Regions from separate parts of the Mus musculus genome. Here all the other regions are linked to region 2. A link is a loop called in an ENCODE intact Hi-C map of the cell type or tissue named here. Cell type or tissue: heart. All regions are shown on one strand.

Region 1 (2,500 bases), 120 kb before region 2:
TTACTCAAATCTCCTCAGTTGCTTGGTTGTGTTCAATAGCCCTTTTGTTTTATCCACAGTCCAACTGAGACTCACAAAAACACTTTAGCATTACATCTTTTTGTTCTTAAACCCTTTTCTTCATCTTTCATGACATTGAAGATTGAGCAGTTGCTTCGCAGAACGTCCCTTAATTTGGATTTGCTTTCTCGCCCATAGACAAATTACATGCTTTGTTAAGAATACTGACTCGTGGGCTGGAGAGATGGCTCAGCCGTTAAAGGCTAGGTTCACAACCAAGAATATAAGAATATCGACTTGTGTCCCTTTCTGTGAATGACAGGGCACCTGAAGTTAGCTTTAGTCACTTGGTGAAGGCGATTTTCTGGCTGTGAAGGTCCTTTCCTCTTCAGTAAATAATCCGCGGAGTGAGTGAGTCCTGGGAACCATCGGGATCTCCTTAACCGTTTGCTGGGGAATCGGTTGTCACTAAGGTGGCTCTAAAGCAGTGGTGTGTTCCTTGCACAATTCCTGCGACATTGATTTCTCTTCTAAGAAGAGCTCTCTCTCCATCCTCTCTCTCTCTTGAATTAACTTGCATGCTCTAGAAGCCCGCAGTCGCCTAACCTCTAGGGCCTGGGTTTTCTCTCATCGTTCCAACTGAGAAGACTCACATTTTAAAATTACAGTTGACCTGGGACGAAGTTCCCATAAAGACCTGCAAGTCATCCACCATAGAGAGGGTGGCAGGGTCTGGGAGCGACACTCTGGCTGGCAGCTCGCGTCCGCAGAGCCCGCCCTGGGTCTCTGCTGGCGCCCTGCCCGCCCGCGCCCCTTCAGGGGACAGTAGCTACGGCTTTGGCACATTCTCGCGAGAGCCGCGCCTCCCGGCCCAGCAAAGGTCCTCAAAGGCCTTTCGGCCATTTCCACACCACCCCGCGCCGGTCACCCGCCAGCAGGGCCCCCACTGCGCCCGCGCACTCGCCCGCGCACGCGCAGCCGGACAGTTGGCCTAGGCGCCCGCCGCGGGGCCCCTTGCACGTCTGGTCTGAGGCGCGGCGCCGCGCCGCGCGCACTCGCGCTGGGGGACGACGGGCGCGCAGGCGCACAGGCGCGGCGGGGGAGCGAGGTCGCGCAGGCGCAGACGGCGTTGGTTCGAGAAGACCTTCAGCGTTGCCTTGGTGGAGCGGGACGGGCCCACCCTCGGGTTGTAGGTGAGGCGACCGCTGCCGCGGGCCGGGTGGGCGGATGGCCGGCGGGCCTGAGGAGCCGGCCGAGGCCACGGAGGAGGAGCTGAGGGGCGCCGACCTAGGGCGAGGCGAGGCAGGGGAGACTCCGCTGCCCGGACCCTGTTGGTCGCCTGAGGGCGGGAGTCGCCGCCCTGGGCCGGCCGCGACCTTCCGCCGCACCCGGCGTGCGCACTGGCGGTCTGCCCGGGGCCAGGCTGGAAGGCGGGCGGTTTCTAGAGAGGACGAGTCCCGGAACCCCAAACCTACACCCGACCCTGTCCTCACCCCGCTGTCTGGTGTGTCCAGCACTTGTCAGGCGTGTCTTGCACTCCCGACGGCCGAAGGGTGGATGCTCTTCATGCATCTTAAAAAGCAGAAACAAGGAACAAAAGAGAAGCTGTCTCCTCTAGTTAGTGCCTTTTGTCGTCCTCTCAGGCTCTAATGCAGCCTCAGGGCATGGTGCATAGCTGTCTTGTAGCGCTAAGATGATTGTGAGGTTGTAGCTTGACTCTCGAGTAACATGGAGTCCGGGTTTTCTCGATTTTTTTGCTTGATCATACCAGCAGTGCATTTCCCATTAGAATCATGGGTCCGAGTAAGGGACAGTTTGGGCATGAACGACTTCAGTTATCCACTTGACTTTTGCAAAGTGATGATTTTTGAGAAACAGTGGATCAAAAACGCTAAACGCAGCTTGTAAATAGCACTTAGACATTTCGACCACCTTGGTTTATTTTCTCCCTGATCAGTATGAAAACCTAAAACTGTATAAACGTTTCTGTCTGAATACGTAAGACCTGTGTTTCCTCCCTCCTAGAATGATGGCAAAAGATTTACATTACTACCGGGACTGTAAAATTACCCTGCTAGTGGACTCCAAACTCTGTAACATAGAGCAGAATTTTATTATAGATTGATGTAGAACATCAATACCACTCATTTGCCTTGACTCCTTAACTTTTCCTTTTGATTGATGCCTTGGATAAAACCCGTGGCATCAATTATAGATCCTCTTCTATGTAAGATAAGTGCTTTACCCATACGCCATCCCCATTTCTCTATAAATTTTGGGTGTGTGTGTGAACTTGTTTATGTGGTGTATGTACACGTTTGTGTGCACATCCGTATGCATGTGGAGTCCAGTGGTTGATGTTGGGTATAGGTCTCCTCACTGAACTGAGAAGTCTTCCTGTCTCCGCACTTTCCCTACCCCAGTGCTGTGTGGGTCCTCATATGCAGTTCCTCATGCTTGTGTGACAGACACTTTGCCAATTGAGCCATCTCCTTTGCCC
Region 2 (2,500 bases):
GTAAGAAATACAAAGGACCCCAAATTTGAGTAACGGCTCTGTACCTTTGCCTGGTGCCCACCCTATCTAGATCAACTTCTGACCATGTTATATAATGGGCACTTAGGAGTAAGAAAAGAGCCACAAGGCTTTTAAAACTCTTATACACCCAAATGGACTAAACACACTTCTATGAACTTCTTTCTAAAGCCACACTAATTTGCTAAGTTATTCTGTGATCAGCACCCTTATTTTCAGAAGAGAAACAACTATTTAAAGCCAACGTTCTACATAGTGGTGCGAGCTAATCAAACTTAAGTATTGAGAAACTGAACAATCTACGCCTATGTAAGAAGTTCCCCTTGAGAATGAACTGATATAAAACATCTATGAACATCTGGCACTGTCCCGGCAAACAGGCAGCAAACACCACGTGTACTACTCTTTCTAATTCTCTAACTTTAAACTCAAACTAAATGGTTTAAAAATTATATAAATGATTGTGTGTATAATATACGTAAACGCACATACACTGATACTACAAAAACATGTTACTGATCCTAAGGGAAGGTGAGTTTGTAATAGGCAAGACAACTTGTGAAAAGTTACAGTCTAATTATTTGCTCTTATCTCTGCACGCCAACTCAAGAGAACCGCTACACTGCGAGCAAGAATGGTAACAAGAAGTCAGATGATCCCGGAGAACTTGCCCTGCTGGAATTGCTAAGCCCTTAAGCACGTGGACAATGGGCCGCTTTATTTGCATGGCCGCACTAACCTGGGGGGACCGACTGATCGGTTTAATGGCGAAACTGCACTCACTCATTAACGATCACCACCTGCCTCACCCTGGAAAACGTAACCTTATTCAAGTCCCCCCACGCAAATGGTGTTTTTCTTTTTTGTTCTTTTTCTTTTAAAAACACCCTAGCCATTCAAGCAAAGATGCGAGAGAGCAGTCGCCTCGGCCTCACAGCCGGGAAGATGAGGAGACCGAGAACCCAGCCAGCCAGCTTCGTCCCGGGAGCACGCGCAGACACCCCGAGACCGCCCCACCGCGGAGGAGCCTCGGCGCCCTCCGGCCTGAGCCCGCCGCTTCCCGCCCGCGCCGACCCGGGCCGCGGCGCGCGGAGAGACGCACCGCCGCGCTGCACCGCGCTGCGCTCGGCTCCCGCCACACGCGGCACGCGGTGCCGCCGCGGCGTCGGGCTCCGATCCCGCACAGAGGGAAGGAAGAAAAACCAATAACAAAACCTGGCTTCTCGTTCCCTCCGGAAACCGCGGGCCGGCAGGAAGTGACGAAGGCGAGGTCGTCCGGTCCGCTGGGTCTCGGCCCGCGCTCCCCGCCCGACTCCCGGAACAGCCCGAGCGGAGCGGAGCGGCTCGGCGCGGCGGCCTCCGCACCTCAGCAGCCGCCGAGCGCCCGCCCGCCCGCTCTCCCGCTCGCTCGCCCGCCCGCGCGCGGCTGCGTCACCGCCCCGCCCCCGTCCCGGCCCCGCCCCGTCCCGTCCAGTCCGGGCCCAGCCGCGGGCTGCGAGCTGCTGCGGGTCAGATCCCGACCTGGGTGTCTCTGCGGGCGGAGTGAGCGGGGCGGCTGCAGCGTGCCTAGGGTCCCCGGAGCCCGCAGAGACGCCGGCGGGAGCGTGCGGCGTCCCGTCGCGGGAGGACTGTCCTGTATGTCACCTGGAACAGATTGCACAGGCTCGGGGGAGGGGGGCGGCGGCTGGAGGAGGCCAGGTTTGGGCGTCAGATCTGTGTGCCACCTCTGCGCCTCCCGTTCCCCGGGTCCCTGTGGCCTTGGGATCTCAGAGCCACCACTGTCACCTGTTATTGAGTTGCAGTGCGTCAAAGCAGGATGGGTGCAAAAAGAAAAAAAAAATTACTCGAACGTGTACTGCGCAGTCCACAGGCCTCAGCTATGCTCCGTCCTCTAGGATGGGGTGAAAGCCTGTGACCTTGTTCCCGTCTGTTTTAGGACCTCAAACGTCGCAGTGCTTCAGAGAGTCAGGAGAATGAATCTTCCCCTCATGGTGTTTGGGTTCCGTTGTTAGAAATTATGTGTAGTCTGAATTTCCGTGAGAGAGTAACAAAAGTCCCACGTGAGAGGCAGAAAATAGCATTCCAAGCGAGGTGGCAGGTTCTAGAACGGAGTGGACAAACTTTAAAACTTAGGATAATGTCTCATGATTACCTGAAAAGGATTTTGTCACCCAAAAGGAGGTCAGCCTTAAACTAAATCCCGATGGATGCGTTTTTTGATGTCATGATCTCTTAATATGCGTGTTTAACCTGCAGCTTAAATCAGCTCCATCTAGCTAGCATCTTTCTAATGCAATAATAGTTTAAACATTACATCACCGGACAGCTGAGGGAAGATGTCAGTTTTCCCATAAGAGCCCAGAATGTCACTCTCAGCATCAATCTACTAGAGCATTAACTTGCCTGAAATGAACCAACCCCTGGACATTTTACTTTAGACTGAAGGGGAAAGGCGCATATCCTCACACTTGGTTAGGTTACA
Region 3 (2,500 bases), 78 kb after region 2:
GTGTGTGTGTGTGTGTACCCCTGAAGGAACCTGCAGATGCTTACAGAAGCCAGACGGGGGAGCTGGATACACACCAGCGCTGGACTTGGGCGCTACCAGATGTGGGCTAAGAACTGAATTTTAGTTTCGTTCTGTTGCAGCAATGAAACACTGTTGCCTAAACTGCAGCTTGGAAAAGGTTTATTTGGCATTCTCTTCCAGATTGACGGAAGGCAGGAAGTCAAGGCAGAAGCCATGTAGGAATACAGATTACCGACTCACTTTCTTGGTTGATCTCTGGACGATGCTTTTTTCCCCCCTCCAATCCAGGACTTCCTGCCAGAGGAATGACACCACCCATAGTGGGCTGGGCTCTCCAGCATCAATTACTGATCAAGACATTGCTGCTACGGACCTTTCCATCCTCAGACTGACTGGATTTAGGCAATCCCTCTACTGATTCTAGGCTGAGTCAAGTTGATAAGTATCAAAGGTTCTTTACCTCTGCGCCCTCACTCCAGCGTCACTTTGAGCTTCTAATTAAAGCCTCAGGAATATATCGCTGGGAACTATAAAACCTGCAGCGGCAGCTTATATTGTTGTCTTTTCCATAATGTTCCTGGGAATGGATTTCCTTAGGGGAGAAAGAATGAAACCTAAAGCGACACAAAATAGACAATCAGACAAGCAACTAAAACCTAGGGATGTAGCTCTGTTGGCAGAGCGCTTGCCTAGCATGCAGGAAGCCCCACGTTTCATCCCAGCCACCTCACAAATCCAAGCCTGGTGGAACAAACCTGAAATTCCTTCTCTTGGAAGGGGGAGGTAGGAAGATCAGGAAGTTCCTGACCACCCTCAGCCATATAGCAAGTTAAGCCTGGGCTATGCGAGACCCTGTCTGTAGACAAATAAACAGATGATTTAAAAAGCTGCCCATAAGGGAACTTATAGTTCACCACTACCATTCTAGTACTTTCCATTTACTGTTAAAGCCACAGCCTCCTGGGGCTGGATAACGCTGGGAGACCTCAAGGTGAGTCCTCCCGGAGGCTGCCAGCTCGGCAGTCAGCGAGGAGAGCAGATTTCCGTTTCCTTGGCCAGCCTTCGGGAGGGAGGGGCGGAGGGGGCCTCGCGTGGGGGAGGGCCGGTAGGGCGGGACTTCGAGAGGGCGGGCCCTCAGGAGGGCGTGGCCTCCGGAGGGAGGGCTGGTGGAGGGGGTCTCAGGAGGGAGGGCCCGAGGGCCGGACCCACAGGGCGACCTTAAAAATTGCCCGGGGGCCCGCGGCCGCCAGCGGAGCGCGCGGGCGGCAGAGGGCGAGCCGGACACAGCCAGGCGCGGCGGTGAGGCTGCGGGAGCGGGCGGGAGCGAGCGAGTGGGCGACCGGCCCGGCTGGGGAACGCGGCTGACAGTCCCCGCCCTGCCGCACACGTGCCGCGGCTCCGGGCGCGCGCACCGGGCTCGCTGCGGGGTCCCGGGAGACGCGGAGGTTCGGGCGGGCGGGCGCGGTGGCCAGTGTGCGCGCGCTGCGCGGAGCAGAGCAGAATCCGGGTCAGGCCGGGTGAAGCGCTCCGCAGCTGCGGCAGTAGTTGGCACCCCGGTTGTCCCGGGCTGGGCCCGAGGGGTTCGATTGATGGTGGTGGCAGGCAGGCGGCCTTCTGCAGCCCAGCTGCAGCTCCAGCTGCAGCTCCAGACGGGTCCCTCCTTAGCGAAAGGCAGCCTCACCTGCGCTGAGCACCCGGGAAGTTCTTTCTGGCACCCTAGGAACCAGTGGTTGTGTCGGCGGCGTTGTTTCTGGGACTGCTGGGTAGTTTGAAGGAAGAGGGTGAGACGCTCAAAGGATTCGGGGTTTCTACTCCAAATGGTACAGCAGGCTCCTAAATTAGTTTAAATCCGCGCAGACCGGTCTGGTTTTTGCAGGTCCTGCATATCCCCCAAGCCACAGGTGATACTCAGGTCCTTGTGCATTCTTTCTGGGTTCATCTGTTAGTAGCGTTTCTGTCTTCTATAATTTGACAGATACCCCTGAGAAGGGGGCTAAGTGTTAAGAGTACTTTCCTGGTATGCAGGAAGTTAGGTTTAATTCCCAGCACGGGAAAGCACTTAAAAAAATATATCTTTTTAAAATTGTAATTAACATCATTTCCTCCCTTCCCTTTTCTACGCCTAACCCCTTCGGTGTAACCATATCCCCTACCCCCTTTCAAATTCATGGCCTCTTTTTCTCAGGACATATAATGCTACTTGTCTCTATATGGTGGATAACCAACTGGGGACTGTACTCTGGGGAAGACTATGCCCCCATTCCCAGCTTTCCTTACTCGTTTGTAGTTCTTTGTCAAGGGTTGAGACCCCCTCCCCCGAGATTTCCTTATCCATGTTAGTGTGTCTATTGCTTTCATCCTCATGTAGGTCTTGTCCCCAAGTTGATGCGACTTCATGGCCTTTCTAACATTTCTAGGAGACTCAAGTTCACAGCAAACTTACTGTCCCTTTGGCTCTTGGAGGGGGGGGGGGGATTAA

The links. Peaks named below come from ENCODE experiments on the same cell type or tissue, not always from the same donor. Only the 100,000 strongest peaks of a DNase experiment are listed, where the experiment ranks them.
Region 1: it touches region 2 in a loop (3-fold over the local background); 1 of 42 quality-filtered maps calls a loop at or near these places.
Region 3: a loop joins it to region 2, with 2.2 times the contacts of the local background. A loop is called at or near these places in 1 of 42 quality-filtered maps.

Annotation. Positions count from the first base shown.
Region 1 is chr8:22,592,377-22,594,876 of GRCm38, reverse strand. It overlaps Vdac3 (voltage-dependent anion channel 3), which reads left to right and starts at 1,064. Exons shown (of 9, transcript NM_011696.2): 1 at 1,064-1,193. In heart, no CTCF peak of the experiment used is centred here; a DNase peak (open chromatin) is centred at 1,026; H3K4me3 peaks cover 2,497 bases; H3K27ac peaks cover 2,089 bases.
Region 2 is chr8:22,475,659-22,478,158 of GRCm38, reverse strand. It overlaps Smim19 (small integral membrane protein 19), which reads left to right and starts at 1,280. Exons shown (of 4, transcript NM_001146117.1): 1 at 1,280-1,653. Slc20a2 (solute carrier family 20, member 2) reads right to left here and starts at 1,459. Exons shown (of 11, transcript NM_011394.3): 1 at 1,234-1,459. In heart, no CTCF peak of the experiment used is centred here; DNase peaks (open chromatin) are centred at 808, 1,018, 1,368 and 1,458; H3K4me3 peaks cover 2,500 bases; H3K27ac peaks cover 2,218 bases.
Region 3 is chr8:22,397,260-22,399,759 of GRCm38, reverse strand. Slc25a15 (solute carrier family 25 (mitochondrial carrier ornithine transporter), member 15) reads left to right here and starts at 1,139. Exons shown (of 7, transcript NM_181325.4): 1 at 1,139-1,320. It overlaps 1810012K16Rik (RIKEN cDNA 1810012K16 gene), which reads right to left and starts at 1,039. Exons shown (of 3, transcript NR_045473.1): 1 at 777-1,039; 2 at 482-613; 3 at 169-315. In heart, no CTCF peak of the experiment used is centred here; a DNase peak (open chromatin) is centred at 1,149; H3K4me3 peaks cover 2,209 bases; H3K27ac peaks cover 1,650 bases.